Regions from separate parts of the Homo sapiens genome. Here region 2 is linked to region 1. The links are chromatin contacts, found by Hi-C or POLR2A ChIA-PET in ENCODE. All regions are on one chromosome and are shown on one strand. The core of a region is the stretch at or near the end of the contact, and the rest is flanking DNA. Distances in the headings are between cores, read along the strand shown.

Region 1 (3,889 bases), core at 1,080-3,579:
AGAGTGACCATCAATGCAAAAGCTTTGAAGCAAGGACAAGGTTAATGTGCCTGAATATTGTGAATGCAGTTGTGAGTGGAGAGAGAGGGGGTCAATGAGAGAAGCAGGGATCAGGCACTATGCGATATCTTTCAGGCCATCCATTGTAAGGAATCAGAATTTTCATCTGGTTGGGAAGGGAAAGCACTGAAGAGCTTGAAGCAGGCAAGTGATATAATATGACTTGTTATTTACAAAGACCTCTCTGGCCTCTGTGTGGAGACAGAGAGGCAAGACGGGGAGCAGGACATCAGTGTTGGGGCTGTTGCATTGGTCCAGACAAGGGACGGTTGATATGCCTTGAATGAGAATCTTAACAGTGGTTATGACGAAAATAGCCAAATTCAGAAATTGACAGGACAAGACTTACTGATCGATTGGACATCAGCGGCGAGTGAAAGAGAGGACACATAAACAACTCCCGGTTAAAATTTTGGATTGGACAATTGAGTGGATGGTGAGCATCACTTACTGAGACATTTTTTTCTTAGTATATGTTCCATTAAACTGAAAAAAATTAAAGTTAATCCCCCTTTCTTAACTTCCTTCTACACTGGCAAATAATAATAATAATAATAATAATAATAATAATAATAATAATGAGAGACATATTTTTCAGTTAAATGACATTATCAAATTAGACTACTAGAAAATACCATAGATCAAATCATCTGGGAATTACCACCCCAGAGCATCCAGGACTGAACTCAGACAGGCAATTTGATTGGCTCACAATGATATCATAATTCTATTTCAGGGCAGAACTGGAGGTCTGCCTGTTGATGCCCAGAGCCTGAGGTCTGGCCACCCACGGGTCCCTAAGCCCTCATCTAGATTCATGCTGTGCTGAGACCATTCTGTGAGTTGATAAAAGGCTGTAGGGTGGCTGGGCCTTAGGGTAGAGGGTTGTGTAATGCAGTGCATAATGGCAGTGGAGGTAAGATTAGAAACCAGAAAATATATGTCAATGTGGTCCGACCCCTTTCTGGGTTCACATCAAAATCCCCGTTTGCTTTCCAGAAAGTAGTGGTACAAACCATTATTCCTGTTCATGAGCTCCTTGGGACAGTTCTTCTAGGACACAATTCTCCCTTGCACTAGAAACTATTTTAAAAGTAAACAACACCAGACACCACTACTTAAAGAAAGTCTGGCTCTAACATCCTTCTCAGAAACATTTTGTTGTTGTTGCACAAAAAGTGGCCTCATTACAAAGAGCTTTATTCACAGATCTACAAAGAAGGTAGAGACCATAGGGTCACACACCCAGGAGACAGAATTAAACAGTGTCTTTCCAGAAAGGCAGCAATGAATTCCAAAACAGATTTCAGCTATGAAGATAGATTTTTGCCTATTGCCTGCAATAGGAATAGGAAAACCCTCATGTGTCTAGCGTAATAATATAAGACTTTCAAAGGGCATGGTATTTATTCAAACCACACCATCAGTACAATCTGCAACTCAAATTGCAATGTCAATTTTCCCTTATTGTGCATGTTTCCAGTGCAGTGCCTGGAGCTGAAGAGTGGTGGGGCTGTAAGTCAACCTCTTCGGCTTTGGCCAACTCCTTTGGGTGTTTTGAAGGCATCTCCACCACTTGGCTCATAGCATGTGTCTGATTAAGCCATTGTAATAGGATAATGGACAATCTCATATTGTGGAATCATAATATGGCATTGTAAGATGGACCCAGAGAATCATATCAACGCAATTCTCAAGGGTGGAGTACACACACACACACACACACACACACACACACACACATATATATATATGCACACACACACACACACATATATATGTACACAGTATCTAGACTACAGCAGGCTAATAATTTAGTGGGCAGTATCGCATAGTGGTTAAAGGCTTGGACTCGAGACAGACTGCCTGAGTTCACGTCCCATTTCTCTCATTTACCAGCTCTAATGTGAAACCTTGGCAAGTGTTAAACGGCGTGACAAAAGTAGAACGTATTTCATGGGATTGTTGAAATGATGAAATGAATTAATACACATAAATGACATAGTACAGCACCTGGCAAATAGTAGGGACTATTTGGTATTATTATGATTACACTGCACACTTTTAATCTAAGGCCACACTTCATGTGTGTCCCCTTCATGACTTCATGTGCTGTCAGAAATCATCCTAGAGAAAAGGATGTGAGAAACTAACATGCAATGAGCCTCTACTCAATACCAGGAACTATTCCAGAGAATGTACATGTGCACTATCTCTAAGTCTGAGTCATTTCCCCAACTGCAGTAGCCCATGACTCAAGTGGGGAGAAGTGTGGTATGATCCAGGTACTTAGTATAGCCTTGCCTAGATTTAAAACCTGACTCCACCACTTACTAGCTGTGTGACCTTGGACGAGTTATTTCACCCTCTAAACCATCATTTCCATATCTGTAAAACAGGTATAACATCTAACATTCATGGTGCTTCTGAAGATCTAACAAGCTGACATATGTCTATGACAGTGGCTGGCACAGTGTGGGTTCTCAGAAGCAATGTTGCTCCTCTAGTTACTTCTTAGCTTTTACCTCCAAGGGAACTGGTAGCCTTCCCTGGAAGAACCCAAGGCCAATAGGCATTTTACTATTTAAACATAATTTATTCTTTCATGGAAAAAACATTTTAAATCATTACATGTATAGTGAAAGAAAAAGTAAATTATGTAAACATCTGGAAAGAGTCTTAAATTTCCAATAGACATATGTTTTCTTACTTAGCATATATTCACCGTTCAGCCCCATGTATTTGTCAATACAGAATTTCCTTTAATTCCCCCGTAACTTAGTTGTTTTAACCAAAGAGTAAGAGTTAATTGGAGCAAAGAGAAAGATGAGATGATGATCAGCAGTTCTGAGATGACAGGGATTGATGGCTTTCTCAGTAATCTGTGGGGGCTCACCCTGACTACTCATTCTGAAATGAATCTGTAGCTTTCTCGACCAAATCTTACAACTTTGAGGGATAGGCATTTTATAATTTTTTTAATCTTTTTTTTGAGACTGAGTCTTGCTCTGTCACCCAGGCTGGAATGCAGTGGCACAATCTTGGCTCACTGTAACCTCCGCCTCCCGGGTTAAAGCAATTCTCCAGCTTCAACCTCCCGAGTAGCTGGGATTACAGGCACATGCCACCAAGCCCGGCTAATTTTTGTATTGTTTTAGTAGAGATGGGGTTTCACCTTGTTGGCCAGGCTGGTCTTGAACTCCTGACCTTGTGATCCACCTGCCTCGGCCTCCCAAAGTGCTGGTATTACAGGCATGAGCCACTGTGCCCGGCCGGCATTTTACAATTCTAAAGATAGGAGGGCTGTGAAATGGCCCTCAAGGAGCTAGGCTATAAGGTGTCATTATGTTTGGTATCACTGTCCTTTCCTTTTGGTTCCAAGGCAGTGATGGGGATGTACATTACACCATATCTAAAATTAAAGATACCAGATCTAAACACATGCCTCTACCTACTGAAGCCTGGCGCTAGACCAGTGACTGACCACAGCATACAAGGTCAGCTGGTATTGTTGAATTATATAAATTTGGGTTGGATTGGGTGGCAGAAGGTGCCAGAGCCCAAGCAGACTGATATGAGGCAGAGCTTACCCAGGACTACCATTGGCGTGGCCAGGTACTTGACAAGGCAAGTGGGCATTGGGGCCAGGAGGGAGAAGCCAGCAGGGACAAGGCGTGGGCTTGCAGAGGTACAAAGCCCAGTGCTCCTTACTGGAAGAGGATGCTTGTTCAGTCTTTTAAATGCAATACACCCTTCTTATGACACAGCAGGATTGTCGGGACTCCCTGCCCCCCATAGGATTGCTGAATACTAACGCCAGGAGCCAAGT
Region 2 (3,822 bases), core at 599-3,098, 76 kb before region 1:
ATGATTCTTAACTCATTCCATCGCAGGTGACGGTGCCACGCACAACGCTGGCACTCCATGCACAAGCACTAAATGGGGGTTATTAACAAAATGCTGGATGAGAAAATGGGTAAGCCATTCTTATTGCAACACACTCCAATGAAAGAAAGACGTTTAGTCACTTTCATATAGATTTGTTATCTGTGTTGCAAGCAAACCACTCAAAAGTTGTCTTTTTAGAAACAACAAAACTCTCAATGAGTAGATTATATTTAATGCAGATTTTCTGAAGTGTGGCTCATTGCATTTCTACTTTAAGTAGGTAATCACACTAGTTCTAGAAAATGCAAACTAGCGGATAATGAATACTTAACAAAAAGCCTATGATTAAAAGTAATGGAGTTCGAGACATTGGCACATGTCAAAAAACCATACAATCCAAGCAATGCCATGTTTTGATGCATCCCGTTTGGTTTAGTAATCACCTTTGAATCTGAAAACGAATGTAGTCCAAACCCAACTTTCTTTTCCCATAAAAAAAAATGCACAGTCAGCCCCCCACTTCCTCTGAGAAAGAGTTCACAGCACCAGACAAGAATATTTGAATGAATCCAACCAACTGCACTGCAATTTCCAAGAAAACACAAGAGCATAAACCACCAGAAAGCATAATATTACAAATTTACCCCTTCCTTCCTACTATCTCTCTGCAGTTCCTAGCCGTCGTGCAAAAAACCTCTTCATCTTTCCGAAGGTTGGTTATTTGCTAGACTGTAGTAACACTGTGCCATCACACTCACCTCGCTTCCTTCCTCCGCCCACATCCCTAGCAGGCACGTGGGGCTGTCCCTCTTCCTTCACCCCCACAGGACAGCGCCACAGCCGCAGAGCCCCCATCCCGAGCCCGCGCCTCTCTGGTCGCGCCGTGTCATTCTGCCCACCCATTGGGCGACCTGGGCACGAGCACCGCGACCTCCCGCTCCGCGCAGCCCTCCAGCACCGTGGCCCCAGCACACCTGCAGAGCAGCCAGGCGCAGGAACCGAAACCCGCCGGGTGGTGGGCGGGAAGGGAAAGGTAGATGCCCAAGTGAAGGCGCTCATCTTTTTTCCTACGTGAACAGAAGTTGATTCTTAACTTCAAGTGAGAAATGACAGGGAGAAAAAGTATGCAATCACTACCAGAAAAGGTGAGAGGCCAGTGTTGTTTCCCAGCGAAGGGACGGGGTGAGATTCAAACCCATCGTCCGGCCAGGGGAGTCCGCCCCCAGAGCACCGAGAAGCTGGGGTGCGTGGGCGGAGAGAGAGCAGGGTGCGCCCGACAGCCCTGCGCCAGGTTGTCCCCAAACTCAACACTTCCTCTCTCCCTTCTGGAGTCACTTTCCCTTCCGGAATATGCAAGCTCTGGGTGGCCCAGCCCTGCCGCCAGACTCAGTTTCCAAGTGCGGGGGAAGGAGATGGGCGCTCTCAGCCGCGATCCCCTGGGAAGGTGGCCACTCACCTGCGCTCTGAAATAGAAGAACAGGGCGACGCTGCAGACAACCTGGCCCAGCCCCAGCCCCAGGAGGGCCACGAACATGGAGCGGGAGGCGGCAGGGGGCTGGTGCGGCGCAGGCGGCGGCGGGGCGTGCAGGGGGCCCTCGTGCGGGGCTCCGGGGCCGCCGCCCATCTCCTCCGAGCCACGCAGGTACTTGGTGTAGTCTCTGCTGGCGCGGCGCATGGCGCTCGGCCCTCTCGCTTCGGAGCTCTCCTCCCTCTCCCGCTCCCTCCCCTTCTTGTCTGCGGCCAACTCCGGAGGCTGCGGCGGAGCCTCGACGTGGGGCGCCGACTTGGAGCCCGGCTTTGGGTCCTGGGGCGCGCGGGCGAGCGGGCAGGGCGCCCGGCAGCCCCAACTCTTATAAACCGCTTGGAGAGCCCTGGCCTCGGGAGCCAATCAGCCCCAGGCGAGGCTGCCTCTTCCACTCCCACCTCTGGCTCCCCTTCCTTCCTTTCGCCCTCCCTCTCTCTCAATCTCTGTCACTGAAGGGCCTCCTTCATGGGGGCCCTCCAAGGAGGAGGCTGGGGGCTACTCCAGTGGTTCCAGACTCCCCTTGCCATCCTCAGCTGTCTTTCTGGAGGTCCAAGAGATGGGTTAAAGAAGACGCAGAGGACACCTTTGCTAAAGGATAAGGATTGCACCTCAGACATTCCTCCTGCATCCATTCTAGTTTGGTAGAGAAGGGACTTCACATCCTGGAGTCTCGGTTTCCTCCTTAGGATTTAGAAAGTTAAATTTGATGATCTCTGAAGACCCTTCCTGTCCAACCTCTCCCCCCAAAGTGCTTCCAAATATAGTTTCTCAAAGTATTTTGGAAGACTTCGAAAATTTCACAATCCCCTTCCCAAATCCCTATTTCTGCATCTTGAAGGTGACATTGAGCGAGGCAGGTCTTGAATGTGGCAGTAGAGAGCCTATAGACACCAACTCTGACTTTATAAAGATGAAAACAGTGCAGAGAAAAGGGTAAAGGGGCGTGTAGCCAGAAGCAAGCATCCGAGGAGGGCTCACCCAACAGTCAGGAAAGAGATGTAACACGAAGCTGATGATACAGTTAAATGTTAGTTTCATTGCTAAAGAAACCTTGCTAGGGCTTTTTAAAAACCTCTATTCAGAACTGTGGCTCTTAGTGAGAAAACAAAAATATTAACATTGCTCACAAATTCTGATACTTCTTCAGAAGGAAGTTGCTGACCAATTTAAACACCCATGAAACTTAGGATGTTTCCACTTTTTTATTAATACAGTTAGCCCACAGTATCCATGGGTTCCACATCTGTGGATGCAATGAACCACAGATCAAAAATATTTGAAAAAAAAAAAAAGGATGGCTGTGTCTGGACTAACATCTGTAGACTTTTTTTCTTGTGATCATTTCCTAAATGATACACAACTAGTTACATAGCATTTACATTCTATTAAGTATTATAAATAATCTAAAGATAATTTCAAGTGTACAAGAGGATGTGTGTAGGTTAAATGCAAATACTATGCCATGATATGTTAAGAAACTTGAACATCCATGGATTTTGGTATTTGCGGGGAGGGGTTTGGTGGTGTCCTGGAACCAGTCTTCCATGGATATCAGGGGACTACTGTGCCTTTTTATTTTGCATCCTCTTTCTGCCTAATTCGCTAATGAGTATTTCTCTAGGCAAGATTTGTGACAAATGACAGGTCTCTGAGTTATTAAAGCATGTGTTCTAAATTGAACACTTAGACCTCAGTAAATGTTGAGGAAGAGTGACCAGGTTGAATTTTTTTTAAAGGCAGCCATACAAAGAAAATGATCTGTTCAAATTCAAAAATGCCTTTAGCATTTATATGTGTATCAATATATAGGTTGGTGGAGAAGGGACAAAAAATTTTCAGACTCAAACATAGAAACAATTGACGTTAATTCTACTCCTTGTAGTCTTTGACCTCTTCCCACTTTTTGTTTGTTAACTTTGGGAAGTAGGTTTATTGTCTCCTCCTCCCCCTCCTCCTCCTCCTCTTCTTCCTCATTCTCTCCCTGCTCCTTGACTCAGGAAATAATTCCATATTTCTTCTTTCTTATAAATATTGATTGGGATCAAAGATTTTTAAAATGTGTTATAACAACTAAACCCACAATGATTTTACTATAGTGTCTTCCATTCTTTTTAATGGGTTTTTATACAACAATGTTTTATACATGTTTTTAATTCCTTGACATCTTGATCCTCAGGTTACAAGAAAGTCCCTCAAATCCCTGAATTATGTTCAGGTATACTTGACCCAGGAGCTTCATATATGGGACCGTATGTTACATTCCTACAGAGTTCTTC

Evidence for each region. Hi-C counts contacts between places; a loop is a spot of excess contacts on that map. ChIA-PET counts read pairs that join two places held with the same protein, here RNA polymerase II (POLR2A). Pooled maps may share reads with other maps.
Region 2: a pooled map shows a loop between it and region 1 (12-fold over the local background). The contact joins the promoter of TNFSF11 here to the enhancer-like site in region 1. A Hi-C loop is called at or near these places in 19 of 37 single-sample maps with no recorded cell type and 14 of 50 pooled maps. POLR2A ChIA-PET finds 5 or more read pairs at or near these places in 3 of 52 experiments (AG04449, PC-9 and activated naive CD4-positive, alpha-beta T cell).

What each region holds. Positions count from the first base shown.
Region 1 is chr13:42,496,396-42,500,284 of GRCh38, reverse strand. No RefSeq gene overlaps it. Among named protein-coding and RNA genes, the nearest start is that of LINC02341, 73 kb to the right of the region's middle. Within about 2 kb of position 2,329, at least 2 of the 41 ENCODE cell types and tissues checked have a DNase peak (open chromatin) inside an H3K27ac peak, as active enhancers do.
Region 2 is chr13:42,572,178-42,575,999 of GRCh38, reverse strand. It overlaps TNFSF11 (TNF superfamily member 11), which reads right to left and starts at 1,848. Exons shown (of 5, transcript NM_003701.4): 1 at 1,478-1,848. The coding sequence starts at 1,696. RefSeq lists an enhancer at 1,251-1,450 and a silencer at 1,541-1,910.